Regions from separate parts of the Homo sapiens genome. Here all the other regions are linked to region 3. A link is a loop called in an ENCODE intact Hi-C map of the cell type or tissue named here. Cell type or tissue: PC-9. All regions are shown on one strand.

Region 1 (8,000 bases), 250 kb before region 3:
CATATCCCCTGCTCGGATGACGCTCCACCACCATCACCACCCACCAAGTGGAGAAGCTGCACTTATCAGCTTCAATCTCTAATCCTAGTAACCTCCAAAAAAAAAAAAAAAAGAGAGAGAGAGAGAGAGAAAGCCAAAGCCAACCAATGAGCAGGAGGAAATGAGGCCGCAAAGAGCTTCGAGACATGCAACCACTTTGGAGACACTGGCCAGTTAAAGGGCAACTTCTAGGGTCACTCAGAGCCTCAGGACACCTGGCAAGAAAAGAGAATGAAAGGGAGGAAGCTGAAGAAGGGTGGGGACAGGAATGGAGAAGAGAGAAAGAAAGGTAAGCGGAAGAGAGGAGGGACAATGGAGAAATGTAAATCTACTTGACAGCCAGAGACCTTATCCTTCAGGTCCTGCGTGTGCCAGTTCCTCCATCTGGAATTCCCTTATCCCCTCCTGCATCTAGAGAATGCAGAGTCCTGATTTAAGACTGTGCTGAAGTGTAACCTTGTCTGTGGAGTACCCTCCTTCTCACCGAAGGGAGAAAATCTATCCTCCTGAACCTTTAGTCAGGACAAGATGTTATACTGCAGTAACAATAACAATTGACCCTAACAGTTCAGTGGCTTCAACAAAAAGCCACTTGTTCACACCACACATCCCCTGCATGTTGTGGGGGAGGAGACTCCACTCCATGTAGTCACTCAGGGATCCAGGCTGCTGGAGCCTCCACCTCAGCACAAGCAGCCCTGATTACTGAGTCAGGAGAAGGGCACATAGCAAACCACACATGTCACTTCTGCTCACCCTGCATGAGCCAAAGTCAGTTGTACAACCACTCCTAACTTCAAAGGGGGCAGGGAGGAAGAGTTCCACCATGGGCACCCAGGAGGAAAAACAGAAATATCAACTCTCAGTGCTAAGGCTATCTCCCATGTCTACTCCGGCAGCAGTTGTGATGGTCACTGCTCCATGGCAGCATTTCACATTAGGTTTTATAGTTTCTCCTTTTAACAAGCTGGAAGAAAAGCTCTACTATCTGTACTTGCATTTTTACAGATAAGAAAAATCAAGGCTCAAAGAATTTAAACATATTTATTGAGGTCAGCATTTAAGAACATGAGTCCAAAACTCACACTCTTGCCCCTAAACCACACACATTCCTAAGTGGAGTTAGTCACTTTCTCCTCTCTCCCACTGTCTCTCCCACTGAACCATGAGATCTTCAAGGGAAAAACAGGGCCTTGTTCACCTGGCCAGCAGAGTTAGGCACTAAGAAATGTCTGCAGAGTGAGCACATCAGCTGCATCCGGGATGGAACACAGACGGCAGCCCCAGGCTGCTGCAGCCCTTGCCAGTGAGCACCATGGAGCCCTGCCAATTTCAGCCACAAGAACCACGGACAGCTCCCATGTGGCACTCCCTCCCTCTGGAAGCCTCCGGCAGCTGGGAGACCCTTTGGGAGTTCTCTGGGACTTGGGAGGCTCTGGTATCCTGGCCTCCTGCTGTTCCAGGTCCAACCAAGCCAGCCAGAAAAATGTGGGAGGTTGTCAACAAATGCCCTCCAAGTTTTTATCAGTGTGGGCTTAACTACATTGGCTACTAGCTTATTAAATAAAGTAAATTAGGTCTCAATTATTTGCCTGCACACCAGGCAGGAAAAATGAAATTTTCAATTTAAACATAATATTGCTATTAATATGCAGAGGCAGATCTGAGATCAGACTTTCTGTGCACTTCTACTGAGAGAGGTCAGAGAAGAGGGAGATTCTCATGAAGGGGTCCCCTCCCAACCAAGGCACCCACTGGAGAATCCCAGGCCCTTTCAGAAGAGCTGGGTTTTGGATGCCTGGAAAAGCAGTTTGGGAAGGAACAGCAGAACCTAAACCATGCGTCTGTTTTATTTTCTTCAGTGCATCACTGCCAAATGCCCTTATTAACATTACCTTTCCATATCAAAACATCTAAATCGGGCACATTCGAGGCCTCTGCATTTGCATTTTTTAATGGAAAGAGAGAACTAGTATCGAGGAAGGATGTGCTTAACTCCAAGCCCGTATCAGCCACACAATCCAACAACAGATGCTAGAGGACGTCTTCAAGAGGAGACTTTTAAAATCTACTCATGTGGTGTTATTTGGGCTTAATCAGCACAATGTGCTCTAAAAGCCAATTTCATATCTGGAATCAAAAGAACCAGGATTCAGTACCGATAGTCACCTTCTAGGGCCTCCCCTTCCAGAAACCCTTCTTGCTAAGGGCATCTACAATAAGGATGTAACGGCTCTAATGGAATAAAAATAATCTTTCAAATGTAGATATATATAAAGTTTAAAGAGTTTGAGGTTGGCCTGCTGGGGGGTACAAATTAATGACTAGTCAGACATGCAGTCTCAGGTATTGGGGGTATTTGGTGCCGGATGGTGACCAGCTGTTTGCTATTTCAGCTGAGGACAGAATGAACAGGAAAGATGCTTCCAACTACAGCAGGAGGGGGCCAGACGGGCAGGTGTGGCTAGCAACAGCAATGCCCTTCCAGGAGAGGTTGGTCTCATCCCTGGAGGCCAAGTCACAGTGGATAAGGAGCAAGCTTTTGGGTTCTGCCACCTTTCGCTGGGTGACCACCACCAAGTTATCTTTTAAACACTTTGAACTGCTTTGCGTCTAAAACGTGGGGATGATATTAGTGCTGGCTTCTCGGGGTCCTTAGGAGGATTTTAAAAGAGAAGCACATAAAACATTAGCTTAGTTCTGGCCCATGATTAAAAACAGGATAGACTCATTTGCGCAGTGTTCAGGTACAAGCTATACTTCACCAGACTCTCTTACAGGAGTCTCAACAATTGAAGAGATTTATTCACTGGGTTTATGAAGAGGCTGCTTCCAAAGAAACATAGGAAGCCCATAGAAACAAGTATGAGTTTTTATTTTGGGGGATTTTTTTTTTTAATCAAAATGGCGGGATGTTAATGGGGAGAGGAGGCACTGCTGGCAGACAGGAATGGGAAAGAAAACCACAGGCGGGAAGAGGAGGGAGTGGGGGAGAGGACGTGAGGGGGAAAGATGCGCCAGGCAGGGGGGCAGGAGGACTGCACGCAGGGTAAGTTCCCTCCCCAAAGCAAGGGAAGAGCTGATGCCTCCTCGGAAGGTCGCCCAGAGAGGGGAGGGACAGGCTTCCTGTCTCTGGCTCATTCAGGCTCCAAATGCCAGGTCTCCAAGGTCGGAGAGGACGTCTCCTGTTTCAGCGCCACCACAGAATCTGCCCGCTAGAGGCCCCATCACCCATCTGCTAATCACGCATGTGCCTTCCTAGCCTCAGATGCTTATGGCCCTGCTGAAGGCCTGGTGTTTGTGCCATCGGTTACATGCAGAGGGGCATGATCTGGGTCCCAGTGGCACTGCCCTGCTTTCCCGGGGTCCCCAGTGGCACGGCTCTGCGTCCTCGGCGTCCCCAGCAGTACTGCTGTGAGTCCCCAGGGTCCCCAGCGGCACTGCTCTGAGTCCCCGGGGTCCCCAGCGGCACTGCTCTGCGTCTCTCTGGGTCTCCCCCATTCCCGTCTAGTCTGGGTGAGACCCTTGGCCAGTCCCAACCGTGTGTGAACAGGCCCAGCAGCTGTGGCCACAGGGTCCATGACACTGGGGCGCCTGCTCTGCAGCCCCAGCCATGCGCTGTGCATGCATGTGTGTGCATATGTGACACCCACGTGCCTTCTGCAGAGACATCCAGGAGAAATTCCCACTGAAGGGGATGGCGGCAGCATCTCCCGTAGATCACTGCTCCTGACCTCCGCTGGCAGCCCTAATGGCCCTCTGGAGGATCCAGGTAATACAGTCACCCTCCCCTAGACCTATATCCTCCAAATGTTCCCAGTGAGGAATGTGAGCTCCTGCATCCAGAACCACCCTCTCCCCTGGCTGCCTGGCCCCCTGCGGAGATCACATGCATCTCTAATTTCTCTGTGTTCCGGCAACTCGGGGATTTAGAGCTGGAAGAGAAACCAGTGCGTGAGCAGTCTCACAAAAGCTCTAGCCTGAGGGCCCGAGTATTTGCTAAATGCAAAGCCTGCCAAACTGCACCCCCAAGGCCCTAATGTTCTCCCGTGAGCCACCCACCGAAGACGAAAACAGCTTCCCTGGAACCAACCTTCAGGAGCCACTGCTAATAAAGGCAGGCGTTTCTTACGTTCTACTGAAAAACGTCACCATATAAGGAAGATGACCAACCAAAGAGGACAGGAAGGGTGGGTCTGAGAAAGAGTCGAAGCCATTCTGCAACGGGGTAAATGTTTTCCGCCGAGCCTCTGGATGAGAATTTTGATGGCTCACATTTCCCGGACACTAGCTGGAAAACAAGCCCTGTGCTTTTAAGCACCCGACATCATGCACCATCTCCTTTTAACACCAAATAGCTGTAGGTGGACAGCACTATTACTGACCCCACCTGACGGAGCAGGCACGTGCACACACACACACACAGAGACATGCACACACTCAAGTGCACACACAGAAAGGTAAGGCAGACAAGCCTAATTAACCTAAGAAAATCTAACCCCAGGTTGCTGCCAGAAATGGACTTTGAGAATGCAGCTCAGGGTGAGCGTAGGGTGGGGGAAAGAGGAGGGCCCCTGCCTCTGAGTGAGGCCCCGATGCACCCACCATCCTATGAAAGCAAGCCTGCCCAGAGGCCTGTGCCAGCGGCCTTGGCAGTCAAATGTTCCCTAAGTGGCCACCTGTCCCGTCCTGCCAGGCTCCACAGCTGGGCAGACCTTCCACAAGTGAGAAAGCTGGGGCTGCGTGTCCATGCCCCAGAGCACACTGCAGCACACCCAGGCCAGTGAAGAAACTTGGGGGGTGGTTTGGTTGATTTCATTTTGTTTTCTTGAGGCAACCACACATTGAAGACTCTCAGAAACACCTGCTTTCTACCTTATTACAGTGACCTCTGGTGGTCAAGAATCAGATATTGCACAGCCAAATTAGAATTAAATAGCTTAATTTCAAGCAACTCTAGGTAACAAACGCCTAGAGGTCCTTTAAGAGGTTCTGAGAAGAGCAGAAGAGAAGGAACTGTGAGTCGGGAGCTGCTGCCAGCCCTACTGAAGGGAGGAGACTGGCTGTCACCTGACCCTGAGCAAAACCCGCTAGGGCTTCTCAGATGATGCTTCCAGAGCAAATGCGAAAGGCCTCCGCGCTCCAACCTGGGGCGGCATCTCGGCTGCTGCTCCCCCTCCCCCGACCAGCTGGTGGCATCTCAATGCCAGGCTTAGAGGGCACGGGCTCAGGGAGGTTTTTAGCAAAAGCTTTCCCCCTGCCAGGGGACCTGCCATGAGCTCAGGGGGAGGAAGGGTTTCTGGAAGGCTTGCGATCTCAGCGCCACCACCAGCCCTGCTCCAGCTGCTCCAGGGCTGAACAGGGAGAGGCAGGGAAACTGGGCTCCTTTCCCCCCACTGGAATCACAAGTCCCAGCCAAGAGAAGAAGGTCGGCCAGGAACAAGAGGAAGAAACAGCGTTTCTGCCCACACTCCATGGTACACTGGGTACCCAGGCTATGGTGCCAGGGCAGCCCAGGGAAGGGGGACGAGGAGGCAAGAGAAGCAGCATCTGCTTTGGGAGTCATTCTGGAGACTGAAAGGAAAGATAAAATCCCAGGGGCCATGATCAATATCCCCTTAGCCCTAAGCCAGGGCAGCAGAAGTCAGAGGCTGGAGGAGGGGAATTCTCCTGTGGAAAACAAAGCTGAACAGGGTATCCTGGAACAAACCTTAGCACAAGCAAGCACCTCTATCACCCTATCCCCAAGGACACTCTCAAGACATTCTAGACAGATGCTTTAAACCCTAAAAACTCTCCAGGGACAAGCATCCAACAACCTCAACCCATTCTAGGAGCTTCTAGAAGCTTCCAGATCAGAGCATTCAGACGTTAACCCCTGCACACATTATTGCCACCACTTGGTCTGTCCATAGTGTGGAGGCTTCAGTCAAATCCCCAAACACTAATGACAGATCCTCCCAAGGTATCGAGATAGTCTAGGCCTTGCTGTTTTGAATATGAAGACAGACTGGTTCGCTCTCCTGATATTCTTTGGAATTCAAAACGGATGTAGAATATCAATATCGTCTCAATTTTCCTTTATCTACGAGGAGACGTCAGCAAACCTTTCTGCCAAGGATTGTACAAGGATCATTAAAAGGAAAATGTCCATGGTAATTGTGCCTTTATGCGTATTTCTTCACTCCAATATTCTATAACATAATAATGTTTCACATTTCTACAGAACTGTCTTTTCAGCATGTTTTCGCATTATGCTTAATTTCGTAAGAGTTTCTCAGCCCCACATAACGACACAGTTCAATGCAAAATCAGATATAAATCTAGCTTAAGAGACTCTCAACAGGAATTTCACTTAAAACTGTAAATGTTAAAAGATTCTGCCTCTGATTTATGTTCTGTTGTGTGTGTGTGTTTCAAACAGTGAGCTTCCCCAGCCCTCTTAGACAATAGATGCTGGCAAAGCCACAGCAGCCACAGCCCAGGCCTCGCAGGTCTGACTGGACTGGCTCTGAGCCCCTCTGCAGAGGAAGCCGAGAAGGGGACAGAGGGCAACCCTTCGGTAGAAGCTCCAGCTCCGGGGCCGTGTGGGGCCTCGTGTAGAAAATGAACCAAGGGTGGCTGACACCGTCGCCCGCACTGGCTTGGGGCCAACTTTTAGGGAGTCATTTTGCAGCTTTATCTCATTTCCCTGCTCCTCCAAAATGCCAGGGCAGCATAAGGGCCCTCCGCCTCCTGCGCCCACACGCACCTGTCTTAAAAAACAGAGGGAGGGCCAGGCACCATGGCTCATGCCTGTAATCCCAGCACTTTGGGAGGCTGAGGCGGGCAGATCATGAGGTCAAGAGATCGAGACCATCCTGGCCAACATGGTGAAACCCAGTCTCTACTAAAAACAAAGATTAGCTGGGTATGGTGGTGCACATCTGTGGTCCCAGCTACTCGAGAGGCTGAGGCAGGGGAATCGCTTCAACCAGGGAGGCAGAGGCTGCAGTGAGCCAAGATCGCGCCATTGCACACGCCAGCCTGGACCGCAGAGTGAGACTCTGTCTTTAAAAAAAAAAAAAAAAAGAGGGAGATCCATGGCCAAGGCAGAAAGTCCTAGGTCAGGGTTTTATTCTGTATTGTACCTGGCTGTGGTCATGACCTTGCACATGTCAAGGTGAAAAGATGACCCCTGACTCCCTGCTTACGGGTACACCTGGGAGACGGGCAAGCTGACAGTGCCAAGAGCTCATTTGGGAAGAAGCAGGCTGATGCCTTCAGGTGCTGTGAACTGTGAATTCTTGATGGAATTAATGAATCCAGAGGAGGCATTCATCCATTGTCTAAGCACATTTAAGACAATTTTAAAATGTGGATTATTTACATACTAGGCTCTAATGACTCCGAAGCAACCATTACAGTCCGTCACGTAAAGCCATATCCAAGCAATCTGATTGCACCGGATCACACGCATGCCGTGTTTAGACAACTTACAGTACACAAATTATTTACATCGTGAAAACATCTCTGTAGCCCTGGCATTACGCTATCAAGAGACAACACAGCAGCAGATTAAATTGAAATATGCTGGCAGCTTTTGAAACTTTCGACTTTATTCCAAAATGCTAAAAGCCAAAAAAAAAAAAAAATCACAGTTAGCGTGTCTAAAATTTCACTTGAAAGGTGGGGCTGTGGTGAGTTGCCACCCAAAAAAAGAAAAGTCGCCACTTTGCAATTGTAAAATCCATTTATTTAAAGAAGATTGAAGTATCCAAGCCTTCTGATAGCACTTAACATATTTTAAAATATGCACTGCAAAGCTCTAAAAGTTCCTGAATTCCTCCATAAAAAAAAAAAAATGTTTTGCCACTTCTAATGGACTCCAACCAACTCCAAGCAGAATCTGTAGGGTACACGCCCCCAGAAAAAAGGCAATTGAAATGACTTGTCTATATCTTTCCAGGAAAGTAAATTAT
Region 2 (8,000 bases), 66 kb before region 3:
AAGGTTAATATCATCAGTAGTAAATCATGTTGAGAGCAGGTACCCTTGATATGATGTGATGAGAATGGTACTTTGCCGCTGTGGTCTTCCTTCCCCAAAACCCATTATCCAAGTCTAATCACGAGAAAAACAGTAGACAAATCCAAATTGAAGAACACTGTATAAAATACTTAGTCTGTCAAGGTCAACAAAAACAAGAAGAAATCTAACAAACTGTCAGTCTAATGGAGCCTAAGAAGATATATGACAACTAGATGTAACGTGGCATCCTGAATGGGATTCTGAAAAAGAACAAGACTTTAGGGGAAAATTAAGGAAATCTGAATGAAGTGTAGAGTTCAGTGTAAATAATGTGTTGGTACTGGTTCACTGGTGTGAAACATGTACCACAGTAATGTTAGCAGGGGAAACAGGTGTGGAGTGCACAGGAACTCTCCTTAATATTCTTCAGACATTTCTATAACTCTGAAACTATCCTAAATTAAAAAGTTTACTTTAAAACTGATCCCTGAAATTTGACTTGATCGCCTGGGAGGCTCAAGTACCCTTCACTGAGAACACGGAAGGGGACGTGGGAGGAAAATCATGAAGCTCTATCTCAGACATGAGGCTGGAGCACCCATCAGACACTCAGCATAGACAGCAAGGAGGCAGCTCTGGAGTGGGGCTCAGCAAAGAGCTCTGACCTCATGAAACAAACCTAGGAGCCATCAGCAGATTGGATCTCTGTAAGCAGATGGGGGTCACCTAGAATAAGAAGGAATATAGAGAAGGGCCTGAACTCACAGGGGTTGGGGAGGGAATGGGGAGATGGTGGTCAAAGGGTATAAACTTTTGGTTATAAGATGAATATTTTCTGGGGCTGTAATGTACAGCACGGTGACTACAGCTAATAATACTGTATTGTTTATTTGAAATTTGCTAAGCAAATTAATAAGCAGATCTTAAGTGTCCTCACTCCTCTCCTCCACCATACACACACAGTAAAACACCGTATAGTGAGGGACGTGCTGGTTGATTGTGCTAATCATTACACAATGTACACACACATCAAATTACATTGTATACTTTGAACATATACACCTTTTACTTGTCAATTATACCTCAACAAAGCTGGGGGAAAGTTTATCATTTCCTTCAGAAACAAATTAGTGTAATTCTGATGATTTATATTCTTGTCACCTTTTTTCCCGAAGAAAATAGTTATCTTTTTTGGGTAAAAGATGAGATTATTTGATTAAGCTTTTTTGACTCTCTTCTTTCCAAAACAAGGGAAAAGAAAAGAGCCTCGCTCTAATTGCTGAGAAATACCCACATTTAATGGTCACAGACAGAAGGCCCAGGGTCAAGCTCTGGGGAAATTCCACCTTTAAATGATGCGAGAGGAGGGTCACAAAGGAAATCTCCTAAGTGGGAGAGAAACAGGGGGCATGCACCATCCCAAGAGCCAAGGGAGGATGGCACAGCCAAAGTGGGTGAGTATGTCTGAAAAATCATTAAAAAGGAAAAATGTTCCTTCTACTTAATAGTGATCTAAGAAAGAAGGTTTGGCGGAATAATGGAAGCTAAATTCAAATTGGAATAGTTAAAAAATGAAAGAAAAAAAACAAAACTCTTTCAAGACGTCTGGCTCTCAGATTTTACACCTATGTTCATGGCATTATTCAAAATACCCAAAGGCTGAAACAACCCATGCACCCATGGATGGATGAACAAATCAACAAAATGTGGTGTGCACATAACGAATTCAGCCTTTAAAGGGCAGGAAAGGCTAACACATGCTCCAACATGGACGAACCTTGATGATATAAGGCTAAATGAAATAGACCAGTCACAAAAAAAGACAAATACTAGGCTGGGCGTGGTGGCTCACGCCTGCAATCCTAGCACTTTGGGAGGCCGAGGCAGGTGGAACACCTGAAGTCAGGAGTTTGAGACCAGCCTGGCCAACCATGGCCAACATGGTGAAATCCTGTCTCTACTAAAAATATAAAAAGTAGCCAGGCATTGTGGCAGAAGCCTGTAATCCCAGCTACTCAGGAGGCTGAGGCAGGAGAATAGCTTGAACCCGGGAGGCAGGGGTTGCAGTGAGCCAAGATTGCACCACTGCACTCCAGCCTGGGTGACAGAGTAAGACTCCGTCTCAAAAAAAAAAAAAAAAGACAAATACTATATGACTTCACTTTATGAGGTACTTAGAATAGTCAAATTCATACAGACAGACAGTAAAAGGGTGGTTGCCGGGGGCGAGGGGTAGGGAGAATGGGGAGTTACTGTTGACTGGGTACAGAGTTTCGGTTTTACAAGATGAGAAGAGTTCTGGAGATGGATGGTGCTGATGGTTGCACAGCAATGTGAATGTTTAAATGGTTAAGACAACAAATTTTATATATGTATATTTTACCACAATTAAAAATTTTTTAAAGCAGTTTGGCCAATCCATATCAAGCTACAATGACGTGTCATGAGAAAATTTTAAAGTTGAAGAACATTAGCCTACAGCAGCACTTCCTAAACACTTCCCTACTGACATGCAGTTCAATGTAAATGGGTTACACGTGCCTTGTGAGGGGAACTAAGCCACGCTAACCCCTGACCAGTGGTTTCTGACCTCAAGGATACTCATTCATTCTCCAGTACGTCCTACAAATATTCTTATTTTTAATGTGTTCTAAGATGTGAGAAGTCATGGCTGAAGAAGTATGGGTTAGAGATCATTTCAATTCCATCTCAGTGACAAGAAAAGTTGCTTTAGTTTTCGTTAACCTACAACTTCTGCTGCCAAAGGACAAAAAAGATGATGTGATCTTACTGAAACCAGTAACAGAGATGTTAGACAAATGAATCTCTACTGTAAAGTCACACTCCATGGCCAGGCGCAGTGGCTCATGCCTGTAATCCCAGAACTTTGGGAGGCCAAGGCGGGCGGATCGCTTGAGGTCAGGAGTTCAAGAACAGCCTGGACAACGAGGTGAAACCCCATCTCTACCAACAACACAAAAATTAGCCGGGCGTGGTGGCATGTGCCTGCTACTTGGGAGGCTGAGCCACGAGAATCACTTGAACCCGGGAGGTGGAGGTTGCAGTGAGTTGAGATTACACCACTGCACTCCAGCCTGGGTGACAGGGCAAGACTCTGACCCAAAAAAAAAAAAAAAAAAGTAAGTCACACTCCACTTCTGACAGTTTTTTGGTTTTTTTGTTTTGTTTTTTTGAGATGGAGTCTCACTCTGTCACCCAGGCTGGAGGGCAATGACACAATCTGGGGTCACTACAACTTCTGCCTCCCGGGTTCAAGCAGTTCTCCCACCTCAGCCTCCCAAGTAGCTGGGATTACAGGCATGCACCACCACGCCAGGCTAATTTTTTGTATTTTTAGTAGAGATGGGGTTTCACCATGTTGGCCAGGCTGGTCTTGAACTCCTGACCTCCAAGTAATCCGCCCACCTCGACTTCCCAAAGTGCTGAGATTACGGGTGTGAGTCATTGCGCCCGGCCCTGATAGACCTTTAAGAACAGAATAGGAGCAATACTTTCCTCTTTACAATATGTTAGAATGACAAAAACTAAATCAGTGTATAAGGAAAGAAAAAACAATGTGGTAATTTTGTAGGCACAGAATAAACAGATCAATGAACAAGGAGTTCAGGTAAAAAACCACATATTTGTGGAAACTTAGCACATGGTAATGGCAACATCTCAAATCAGTAGAAAATGATCAATGACTCAATAATAACCATCTTATTTGGAGAAAAATGAAATTAGAGCTCTAACTCATCCCATTCACATATAAAAAAAGTTCAGCTATATTAAACATCTAAGGATAAAAATTCAAAACAAAGAAGAAAATCTAGGGAGAATACTTAATTACTGGTGTGGGAAAGACCAAGTACACATGCCATCAAGGCCAAAAAGATTCAGAGTTTGGGAGCATGACTCATAGGATTGGCATGAGGACATAATGAGTTAAGAAAACTAAGACTGAAATACAGATGACTAAAGGGAGAAATATTATACATACTTCTTTTAAAAGAAAAACAGAAATCAGAAAGAAAAAGAACGAAGAACCTACTAGAAAAAAAGACTGAAGACTATTATAAAAAGTAACATATCCAAAAAAATAGCATAAATGGTCAAACCATGCTAAATTGCAGGAATATACAAAGAAATGTAAATTAAAAGGAGATCTGAGTCTTCTACCTGTTGGGCTGAGAAAGGATTTAAAAGACTGACAACACTTACCATTGGTAAGGGTTTGGGGAAATGGATGCTCTCACTTTTAGCTAATGAGAGTCCAAATTGGTATTCTACAACATTTCTTTTCTTTTCTTTTTTTTGAGACACGGACTTACTCTGTTGCACAGGCTGGGGTGCACTCGCACGATCACAGCTCACTGCAGCCTCGACTTCCTGGGCTCAAGTGATCCTCCCACCTTAGCTTCCCGAGCAGCTGGGACCACAGGAACGCACAACCATGCCCAGCTAATTTTGTTTATTTTGTGTAAAGCCAGGTCTCCCTATGTTGCCCAGGCTGGTCTTGAACTCCTGGGCTCAAGTGATCCTTCTGCCCAGACCTTTCAAACTGCTGGAATTACAGGAGTGGCCACTGCACCTGGCCTGGTACAACATTTCTAAGGGCATATGTCAAATATTTACACTCTGACAAGCACTTCTGTCCTAGAACATAACTGGAGATGTTAAGTGCATCACTTATTGTAAGAGCAAAATATGACGACAACCAATAAGGGATTGGCTGAAAACTTTTTATGGCATACCCGTGCTATGTCTTTATGCACACACATACCCACACACAGGCACTGACACAAAAATGTCCACAACATGGTGTATAAATGGGGAGGAAAAAACAGGGAAGCTGTATATGATTCCTCTTGTATGTACACTCAAACATATATACATACAACACACACGCGATTTACACAAGCATTTGTAAAGTCCAAAAAAGGATATAAATCAAATTGCTCACAATGGTTATCTCCTAGGATGTACAATTTTAGGATAAAATCAGTTTATAATCTCTACACTCCTGTTATTAGAATTTTTCAAAGACCATTTATTACTTTTATAAGTATATATTTTACATACACTGTTGTAATAAAATATAATAAGATAATTTCTATGGGAGGGGACAGCAATCTATGGCAAAAAGGACATAATGATTTGTATGTTCCCTTTCTTCATTAATATGTAAAGTCCTTTAACTATAAGGCAGCTTCCAGTTATGACTGAATGGTCTTAAAACATCCATATTATTTTTTTAGACAAAGGAATGCTCTATACTGCACAGTCAGAAGTTAGATCTTCCTGAGTTATGGCAAAGTTACGACACTGGGGTCCTCATATAAAAGCATAAGACTCAGCAAATAGAGGACAATCTTCTTCACGCATGCATAAATTAGAAGGAGCTACAGCCTGTCAATACGATTTCAGACACACAAAATCATTGTGAGGCTAAACTTAGCAGAGACCCATGAAAATACCCACTATAGGATCAGACCAATTAACTGATCAAAAGAGTAGCTGCAAGAAATTTAACTTATTTAATATATAACCACACCAGTATAATGCCGGCTAAACTGGTTTCTGTAATGGGCATAAAACAATCACAACACCCCCCCCCCAACACACACACACACACCACCACCACCACCACCACCACCACCACACACACCACTTTAAGGATAATGCTGAAAAGACAGGTTGTAACAGAACCTCAATATACAAAGTGATATGTAATCTCAATTTTATTGTAATAATACTGAAAACAGTCACTTCTTAAGTGGGTAATGTCCCTAAGGATAAGTAGTTCTGTAAACTATATTACTGTGTCTAAGAAACATACAGTAAACAAAATGAATGCCATGAAACAAAGCTAATTCAAAGAATTCAAAATACAATTGAACAGTTAAAATCCTTTAAAAGCAAAAACAACTGTAATTTGAATTGGAGATATCAGTACTAACATCCCTACAATATGTCTTCATTTATGACTGGCCTATCTTTCTTTCTTCAGTATCCCACTCCTCATTCCTTCCCATTCCTGGGATCCTGAATCATTAATTCATTCGCACAGCAATTCTTTATTGAGCATTTACTATGTGCCAGGCACCATTCTAAACTGGAGATGCAGCAGTGAGTAAAACTAAAATCTCTGCCCTGGCATATCTTGCATTCTAGTGGCATCAAATCCATCAGTGCCACCCACAACATAAAATTACATCCTTCTGGCCGTCCCACCTCAACATCCCTAGATCTCCCCATTAATAGGCTTTTTTTTTCTTTTTACAGTGCACTCGGCACATGATTTGATTTTCAGTGTCCCCACTTTAGAACATTAAGCTCCAGAAGACAGGAATGTTTTTTATGTTTTGTATGTTCCAAGAGCTTAGAGTATTGCCTGTCATACAGACATTCAAATATTTGTTGAGTTAACGAATGCCTTCTCTTCCCTCTATGGTCTAGCTCTCTCTCCCAATGAAAGTTGCTCACATCTATCCTACTCTGTAAACAAAACACATGTCCTTGTCCTACAGCCCGACCCTACCTTGCCTGCTACTTTCTGGCTTCTTTGAAGATGCAGAACTGCAGTAGTCTGTAGCAACTATCTCCACCTCTTCACTTTCACTGCAACTGCTTTGGTTTTGTTTGTTTGGTCACCAAAGCCTTCTTCATCTGCAAATCCAAACTTATTTTACTTTTTTAATTGAACAAGTAATTCGTATTCACTACAAAAGTACACAGAAAATGGCATCACATGCCATGTAATGACTTAAGCCAGAAACCTGGGAGTTATTCTCAATGTCTCCCTGTCTCTCCCAGCCCACACTCAATCCATCACCAGTTCTGAATGACTCTATTTCCAAACCCCATCTCCAAGCCATCCAGTTATCTCCAGCTCCACTGCTGGGCCTTGGCGCCACCTCCACCGTTAACTTTCACTGGATTCCTGCAAATTGCACCCAGTGGTCTCTCAACTTCCATTCTTGCCTCCAATCCCCTGACCACTCAGCACCCCACACGGTGGCTGTAAATAGCAAAACAGTCCAAGAATCTCCTATTTCAGACCTCTATCACGGGCAACCCTTCACAGGGACACCCTAGTTTCCAAGGTGGCCTATGGCTGTGAGTAGCATGACCCCTGCTGTGGCCTCTTCTCCTGCCACTCTCTACCTCCCCCTACCCTCTAGAGACCTCCCACTCCTCACTTCAGACATGCCGAGCTCTTCCCATCATGAAGTCTGCCCGCAAGCCTCCCCTCCATCTAGATCATTCTTCTCTGATCACTCATCTCACCAAGCTAACCTCCTCCTCATCACTTTCATCATAAAAATATCACTTTCTAAGAGAAGTCTGCCCTGGCTTCTCATCTGAATTACATTGTCCTCTCTTGTAGCAGCCTGTATTTTTCCTTCTTACACCCTTTATAGCACTGTGTAAGTATGTACCCATTCTTATAATTAATTATCTGCTCAATGGCTGTCTCCCTTTGAAAGCAAGATTTTATCTTGATCCATCTATCTATCCATACATCCATCCCATCTATCTAACCAATCTATTTAATCTATCCATCTATCCCCCCAGTGACTAGAATAGTGCCTGGCACAAAAGAGCTCAGATGAATGACTGACTGTCCTATCAGCCTATAAACTGCAAAAACAAGTTCAATGTCTATTTTGTCTGCTGTTATGTATCTCGTAACAAACACATTGTCTGGAATAGAGAAAATACTCAACATTCATTAAATAAATGCTGAATGAATACCAAAAAAAAAAAAAAGCGGCAGGGGGAAGCATCATAATTCTATCTGTCACAGAGAAAAAAAAAAAAAAACACTGGTTCCATCTTGGCCATCTTGATATATACAGCCTTCCAGATTGCTCTACATTGTGTTAATTGTATGGCGTCCAGCTCCTGCAACGCAGGTGGCTTCTCCAGTACCCATCTCTACAAGCACCTGCAGCTGCTCCAGCCTCCAGAGACTA
Region 3 (8,000 bases):
TTAGGCTGGGTGCGGTAGCTCACACCTGTAATCCCAGCACTTTGGGAGGCCGAGGTGGGTGAATCACCTGAGGTCAGGAGTTCAAGACCAGCCTGGCCAACATGGTGTCTCAACTAAAAATACAAAAATTAGCCCAGCGTGGTGTTCAGCACCTGTAATCCTAGCTACTTGGGGGGCGAGGCAGGAGAATCGCTTGAACCAAGGCGGCGGAGGTTGCAATGAACCAAGATCGCGCCATCGCACTGCAGCCTGGGGGACAAGAGCAAGACTTTGTCTCAAAAAAAAAAAAAAAAATTCCTTTCTTCATTATCACTTGCAAATAGATTCTTTTATAGAAATTATATTTAAATAATATATAAATTATTTCATTATTAGGGAAAACAATGTCATTTAAGTCATCTTCAATGTTTATTCACAGTCTACTTGCTTTTATTTCCTTTCTCTTAGCAAATCTACTGAAAGGAGAAAGCCAGCTAACAGACCACTCTTCTGTTACCTATTAGATAATTTAGTTTAACCTAAAGGAACACAAAGCTCTAGTTTCATTTAAGAATGGGAGGACACAGGATCTGTGAGTTGTTATGGCATTTAAAAAGTCATCTCAAGACAGGCGCGGTGGCTCACGTCTGTAATCCCAGCACTTTGGGAGGCAGAGGCAGGCAGATCAGCTGAGGTCGGGAGTTTGAGACCAGCCTGGCCAACATGGTAAAACCCCGTCTCTGCTAAAAAAAACAAAAATTAGCTAGGCGTGGTGGTGCATGCATGTAATCCCAGCTACTCAGGAGGCTGAGGTGGGAGAATTGCTTGAACACAGGAGGCAGAGGTTGCGGTGAGCCAAGATCATGCCACTGCACTCCAGCCTGGGTGACAGAGCTAGATTCCATCTCAAAAAAAAAAAAACCCAGTAAATAAAAAATAAAAAGTCATCTCAGCCGAACGTGGTGGTTCATGCTTGTCATCCCAGCACTTTGGGAGGCCGATGCAGGAGGATCACTTGAGCCCTGTAGTATGAGACCAGCCTGGACAACAGGGCAAAACCCCGTCTCTACAAAAATTAGCCTGGCATGGTGGCACGCACCTATAGCCTCAGTCACTTGGGGGACTGAGGCAGGAGGACTGCTTAGGCCCGAGAAGTGGAGGCTGCAGTGACACAAGATCACGCCACTACACTCCAGTCTGGGTGACAAAGCAAGACTGTCTCAGAAAAAAAAGTGATCTCAAGAGTAAGACTGGGTATCAATCAAAGTGGTTGCAGCTTGAATCATCAATTCTAATCATGCATTATTATTTAGCTAAAATGATGATTCCTAAATATAACACGTTTTATTTCTAAATGTTTCTTGGCAATTGAGTATCCAGAAAGTCAGCAAATCCCCCACGAAAGTAGAGAAAATAAACTTTTTTACGGCTCACCATTCATCAGCTACAGCAGGCTTGAAAGATACTATGGGCCGGAGGCTTAGCCTGAAATTTGGCCTGCAGAAGAAAACTCCAAATAAGATTTCTTCAAGAACTGTTCTAACGTAGTACTGAACTGCAAGCAGTGACCTCCCTAGAGGAGAAACCGGAGTCAACAGCTACACGAGTGCACAATCCAGGGTAGATGCACCCTAAGTCCAATACAAGGAATACTAGGCTAGTTCCACCACAATAATAATATCTTAAAATAAAAGTATCAAACAATGAAGTTATTTAAAATATGTCAAAGGCAAGAAAATGCTCCAAAAAAAAATCTAAATCCATTACAAAGGTAATTTGAATAAAACATCATTTAATCTCTAGGCCTAACCTCTCTGAAATAAAGCATTATATAATCTTCCAACTTAGTCAAATTATACAAGAAATGCTACTTTAGGCCAGCTCAGTGGCTCACGCCTGTAATCCCAGCACTCTGGGAGGCCAAAGTGGGTGGATCACTTGCATTCACAAGTTGGAGACCAGCCTGGGCAACACGGCGAAACTCCATCTCCGCAAAAAATACAAAAATTAGCCAGGCATGGTGGCGCGTGCCTGTAGTCCCAGCTACTTGTGAGGCTGAGGGATCACCTGAGCCCAAGAAGTCGAGGCTGCAGTAAGCCGAGAGAGATCATGCCACTGCACTCCAGACTGAGTGACACAGTGAGACCGTCTCCAAAAAAAAAAAAAAAAAAAAAAAAAAGAAATGCTATTTTATAACAAAGGAGCCATAGCATAGCACTCTCAACTTCCTGTAAGAACAAAAATATTGTGTCAATATGTTCACAACACAGTTCAAGTCACAAAATCATGAGATAATTAAATTGACTTTTTAGGTTTCAATCTGTTTAGCCAGAAACCTTATCCAAACTGTACTGATGCAAATCAGCATGAGAACTATAGCACTATCAAAATAACTCCAGTATCTTATCTTTTGTTTTACCTTTTATCAGTGATTTATGGGCTGACTAATGGTAAACTGATTTGTGCATGTGCCAGAAGTCAGCTCAGGAATACAAAACAGGAAAAAAATTTAGAAGAATCAGATTCATGAATGAAAATGCTGACGTCATAGTTCAGTTCCCAGCAGAGTTTAGAGTAGCATATAAAAAACAGTGTATCTTCTGGAATGTTAAAACACCAAAGTCATTTCGTAAAGGAAATAAAAGAAAAAGTCATTCCTTGCTCAGAATGAGGGAATGGAGAAAAAAAGAGAAAAGCTCAATTAACAACCTTTTCCACAAACCAAAAATGAAAAATATACAATGTATATGGCACAAACTATCATAACTTCTAAACCACATAATTATTTTGTGTTATTGTTAGAAATAATATTTTTTAGGCAGGGCATGGTAGCTCACACTTGTAAATCCCAGCACTTCGGGAGGCTGAGGCAGACGGACTGCTTGAGACCAGGAGTTCAAGACCAGCCTGGGCAATACAGCAAGACCCCACCTCTACGAAAAAGAGAAAAAAAAAACCTAAGCAGCCATGGTGACACACACCTGTAGTCCCAGTCACTCAGGGGGCTGAGGCAGGAGGATCATTTCAGCACAGGAGGCCAAGGCTTCAGTGAGCTATGGATTGCACTACTGCACTCTAGTCTGGGCAACAGAGCGAGACCCTGTCTCTAAAAAAAAGTAAGATAAAATAAGTTTTAAAAGAAGTCACATTTGTTACAGGTGATGACTAGTTGTGTCTCTAAATAAGTAGGACACAGCCGCCCCCCAACTTTAAATCTTTCTCCCACCACACGGCATAACTTTCAAAAATGAGTGCATAATACAGCTAGGCAGTCCTCCACTGAAAATGACCCAGCACAGGCCTACCACACCTGATTTTAAGTAATTCTGAATAATATGGGGTGGAACTCAGTGACCAGAAGAAAGCTCCTGAATTTTTATGTGAGGGAAGAAAAAACAAAAAAACAAAAAAACAAAAAAAACAAAAAAAAAGCCTTTATCTAATGATGTAATATAAACTAATAAAAAAGATTATAAAAATTTGATTTACTTAGAACTATTAAAAGTGGCTAGTGGCATGGATTGTTCATATTTTTCATCTCTCGGCAGCACTGAAAATACAACTAGTAATACAAACTTCTGTAAAGTTTAGACACAATTTACTAAAATCCTTTTATTCAGGACACTTAAGTAACTGATTCCTAGATGTCTAATGTTTCCCAGGGAATTTAAGATTATTACATTCTTAGAAAATAACAGTGACCCTCACATCCTTGGTGACCTCTCCAAAGCACAAAACTGTAAGGACATTCTCTCTTCTTTACCATTCATATGGCTTAAAGTAGCCATTCACCCAAAATGGATTTTTTTTAATTTAAGCAATAAACAATTTTGCCAATAAACATTTTAAAAAGAAGATCTTATTAAGTTAAAATGCAAACATGCCAGTTTTATCTGTAAATCTAAAATGTGAAGAGATCATCTCACATTGTTGCCACCACAAATATCTTTGAAAGAACATCACTACCCCCTTGTGGATTCGCAATAAAAAAATCCTTCTCTTGAATCTTTTTAAATATTCCATTCTGCTGAACTTCCATCAAAGTTTTCATTTTCTTCACTAAGAAGGGTTATTTCAATTACTTTTTAAAAAGACAAACAATATTTTTCTTAAAACCAATCCAATCAACTTATTTGTCCTCTAAGCGTCCCCATTTTGGGGAGCATTCTTTATACGTGTGCATGTGTTGATTCAATACAATAACCCTATCAACATTCCATTTCTTCTTCAAATATCTGAATTTATACTTCCAGTCATCACTTTGAGATTATTTTTAATCATAAATGAGTAATTTTTTCCACTATAACATCTTTTTTCTTTCTATCTGATAATTTCACACTTTGTACCAATTTCTTATTATCACTCCCAAATGATTTGATATCCAAGTGCCCAGAAAACCAACAGGGCACATATATCCTCAGAAATGACTTTTCAGAAAAGGATTAAAAAACAAATTTAAGTTTTAAGAACATTAATTCTTGATTGTATTAATATACCTTCAGAAATGACTCCTGGCAATCTAAATCAAGCACCATGAAGGAAAAATAGACAATAACTTTTTTTCAAAACTTGTAAAAAGAAAGGCTTTCTCTCTCTCTCTACGTTGAAAGAATACCTCTGGTTGTATCTGCATTTCATTCTAATATAAGACACAAATACACCTTGTTGAATGCACACTGTAAAAGAGATTAAGTGAACTTAAACATCTGATGTATCCCTTATCATAGACACTAAATTTAGCTGAAAGTATAAATCATCACTGCACAATGCACAGGCTACATGGAGAAAGAGTCATGACTGACTGTACTGCCCTTACTGGAAGTTAGCTCCCCATTCTCTTAGACATGTTGAACACAAAAATAGGGACATGGTAATTTACTACTGTCAACATTTATTCCAATGGTTAGATAGGAATAAATGGGGAAAAATCCACTTTGCAAGTGTTTTTAAGTGACTGAATACATAATCTTACCTTGTGGTAACTGATAAGGGGAAAAAAATGGAAGAGATACTGCATGGTCTGCTGAACGAATGAATGCTCTATGTCCCAAAAGTCACACATCAGCCCCACTGAGAATATTACACATCCAAAAATTATCTGCTTATGCACCTGTCCAAAACTAGCGACTGAACTGCACAGCAGAACCAATCAGAGCTGGGCTTCACAAGGTTTTGCTTTTCTGTTGCTATGACTATTGTTTTGGGATTTGCAGGTAGGGGAGATATATATAAGATATATATAAGAGTGGGGTATATATATATATAAGAGTGGGGTATATATATATAAGATATATATGAGTGGTATGAAGAAATGAAGTTGGGGTGAGACCTTTGCCACTTAGTCTCCACATAATAACATGTTTAAAACTATTAAGAACACAGCCCCAAACGTTTCTTTCAAGAAATGTCACTTTGTACACATGAAAACTACAAAACCGTAGAGAGCAGAGTGATGAATACAGCCCCAAACAAGCATATCTTCCTTGAAGTTACCTTCGGCTCACAGTCTCAGGAAAGGATATGTTACGTGACTTGAAAGCCCTGGCTAAATTTGAAAAACAAAAACAAGAAAGTAACTGCAAAAGGATTCATGTACAGGAGAACAAGCAACCATGTCAGGATAGAGCCAAACACTGAGGTTGAATATGGAGGAACCTTTAAAAAAAAAAATCTCTAGTCATTCCATCTTATGCCATGTCAATCAGTTCGAAGTAAATGAACAATCCTCCAGAAAAAGAGCAAAAGGGGAAATAATGTGGCTGACCCTTGGCCTCTCTTTGCAATGGGGTACATAATATTTCTCTGTAAGTCCAGGGTAATGAGGTAAAAAAAAAAATGCTCAGGAAACAGTACCAATCTTTACACAGGAGGCCCATGACCTTCTACAAGCAATGGTGTTCAAAGCAGAAGGATGCAATACAACCTTAGAAATATACAGCTAGCATACTGATGGCAAAAAAAAAAAAAAACCCAAAACCACCCTTTACTCACCCTTTACTTTGTCCCATCACGTGAACTGCTCTCCATTGTCAATTTATACAAGGAAACACTTCCGGCCAGGCACATTGGCTCATGCCTGTAATCTCAGCACTTTGGGAGGCCTAGGTGGGCGGATCACTTGAGGCCAGGAATTCAAGACCAACCTGGCCAACATGGTGAAACCCCGTCTCTACTAAAAATACGAAAAAAAATTAGCCGGGCATGGTGGTGCACGCCTGTAATCCCAGCTACTTTGGAGGCTGAAGCAGGACAATCGCTTGAACCTGGAAGGCGGAGGTTGCAGGGAGCGGAGATCGTGCCTGGGCAACAAAGCAAGACTCAGCCTCAAAAAAAAAAAAAGAAAAGAAACACTTTCCTTATAAATGCATGACAATTATCATGGGAGACCATCTATATGTTTGTAAGTCCCTCTCTCTAATGACAAAATAGGAACATGGCTTAATCACAGGACTAAGGGACACTATATCCAGGGATGGCACAAAATAAAAGGATATGATAGTCGGATCAACCTCTAGCTCGAACCTGATTAGGTATTCAAGAAAAATAAAAAGAAAGATTATACACTATCTGGAAAATAGAGTGAATGACCGTACACTCTTATTCAAGTTACACAGACAAAGTAGCAGAGCAAGAATGCTTCTCACTCTCACTCTCAAACACACCAAAAACTAAAGGCAGTACTATATATAACAGGCAAAGGAACATTAGGAGAGGCCCCCATACTTCCTTGTAAATGAAGGCTCCAAATGAAATAATATACTTGGCTGTGCTTAAAGAAATTTATTGTATCAAGCCAAAGAGACAGAAAGAAGCTGGCTAAATGCAGCAAAAAAAAATTTCCAAAATCCTACATGGGGAGGCCCAGAGCAGAAAGGACCCAGTGTTTTATCTAGAGATGCTATCTAGTTACAAATACTATTACCAGCGGCCTTCTGGCTTAAATCTCATTCCATCTACCTATTCTTAGGGAAACAAGAAGCAATGCCTTGTGCTACAGGACAAAGGGATGGTGGGCATCCCCTTCTTACTAAAAGGCTACAAATACAGTACATCTAACAAACACTTTTTTATAATAATGACAGGTCAGTGAAGAAACCTCTCTATGTGGGAAAGGACAAAAAATAAAAGGAAAGGCCGAAGAAAAGAAAGGGAGGTCGGATTTAAGTCACCTAGAACATTTAAAAAAAAAAAAAAAAAAAGGACAGGGTACATGATTCTAGAAGATACACACCACCTTAGGAAAAGATCTGTATAATGGAAATGCAAAAGAAACACACACATCACTTGTCAACACAAAATACACTCAGTCACATACTCATACTGCCAAACCACATATTACAAACCTCACACAGGAGTTTTCACAAGAGTGAAATAGTAGCAGAATTGGTTTCTATATACGTTGTGGAGATGGTAAATCTAATTTAATAGAGGAAAAAAGAAAAGGGGTATTTCAAATTGTTAGTAATTTTTATTATTATCATTATTTATACCTAACCTGTACCCACAAAGAATTTGAGGCAATTTACAAAAATAATAATACCATTAAAAAGCATAAATTAAAAGTCATATAATAAAAGTGATAATTATATCAGATGCCTAGCCTAAGAATGAGCATCAATTAGGTATTAAATTTGGATATAATTCTTCATGGCAGTGAAAATGTAACAGCAGCTCATACAGTTCTCACTATCTACTATGAACCATACCAGTTAATCCGAAGAAAAAAATATTTTTCTACCACTTCCTTATATAAAAAATACATTTGACTCTATGTTCTATAGAATGCCTAGTGCGATGCTGCCGTTCAAATATTAAATAAGCATTCCAACCAATCATGTATCTAAACAACCTAAAAGTTATGCCTACACAATCAGATTAAGAAGGCTGACTTTACTTTTGTCTACACACACACACACACACACACACACACACACACTCTCTCTCTCTCTCTCTCACACTCTGCACACAGTCTGGGGGAAAGCTGCTAAATGCCTCTCCCAGTCCACCCTCCCACCCTCTTC

The links. Hi-C counts contacts between places; a loop is a spot of excess contacts. Peaks named below come from ENCODE experiments on the same cell type or tissue, not always from the same donor. Only the 100,000 strongest peaks of a DNase experiment are listed, where the experiment ranks them.
Region 1: a loop joins it to region 3, with 4 times the contacts of the local background. A loop is called at or near these places in 3 of 110 quality-filtered maps.
Region 2: it touches region 3 in a loop (5-fold over the local background); 10 of 110 quality-filtered maps call a loop at or near these places.

Annotation. Positions count from the first base shown.
Region 1 is chr1:7,039,834-7,047,833 of GRCh38, reverse strand. All of the region lies in intron 3 of CAMTA1 (calmodulin binding transcription activator 1), which reads right to left. Among named protein-coding and RNA genes, the nearest start is that of CAMTA1-AS3, 30 kb to the right of the region's middle. In PC-9, a CTCF peak has its summit at 4,931 (motif pointing left); no DNase peak of the experiment used is centred here; H3K27me3 peaks cover 2,610 bases.
Region 2 is chr1:6,856,126-6,864,125 of GRCh38, reverse strand. All of the region lies in intron 3 of CAMTA1 (calmodulin binding transcription activator 1), which reads right to left. Among named protein-coding and RNA genes, the nearest start is that of CAMTA1, 75 kb to the right of the region's middle. In PC-9, no CTCF peak of the experiment used is centred here; DNase peaks (open chromatin) are centred at 3,565 and 3,945; H3K27ac peaks cover 2,128 bases.
Region 3 is chr1:6,790,291-6,798,290 of GRCh38, reverse strand. All of the region lies in intron 1 of CAMTA1 (calmodulin binding transcription activator 1), which reads right to left. Among named protein-coding and RNA genes, the nearest start is that of CAMTA1, 8.8 kb to the right of the region's middle. In PC-9, a CTCF peak has its summit at 3,953 (motif pointing left); a DNase peak (open chromatin) is centred at 2,440; H3K27ac peaks cover 1,172 bases.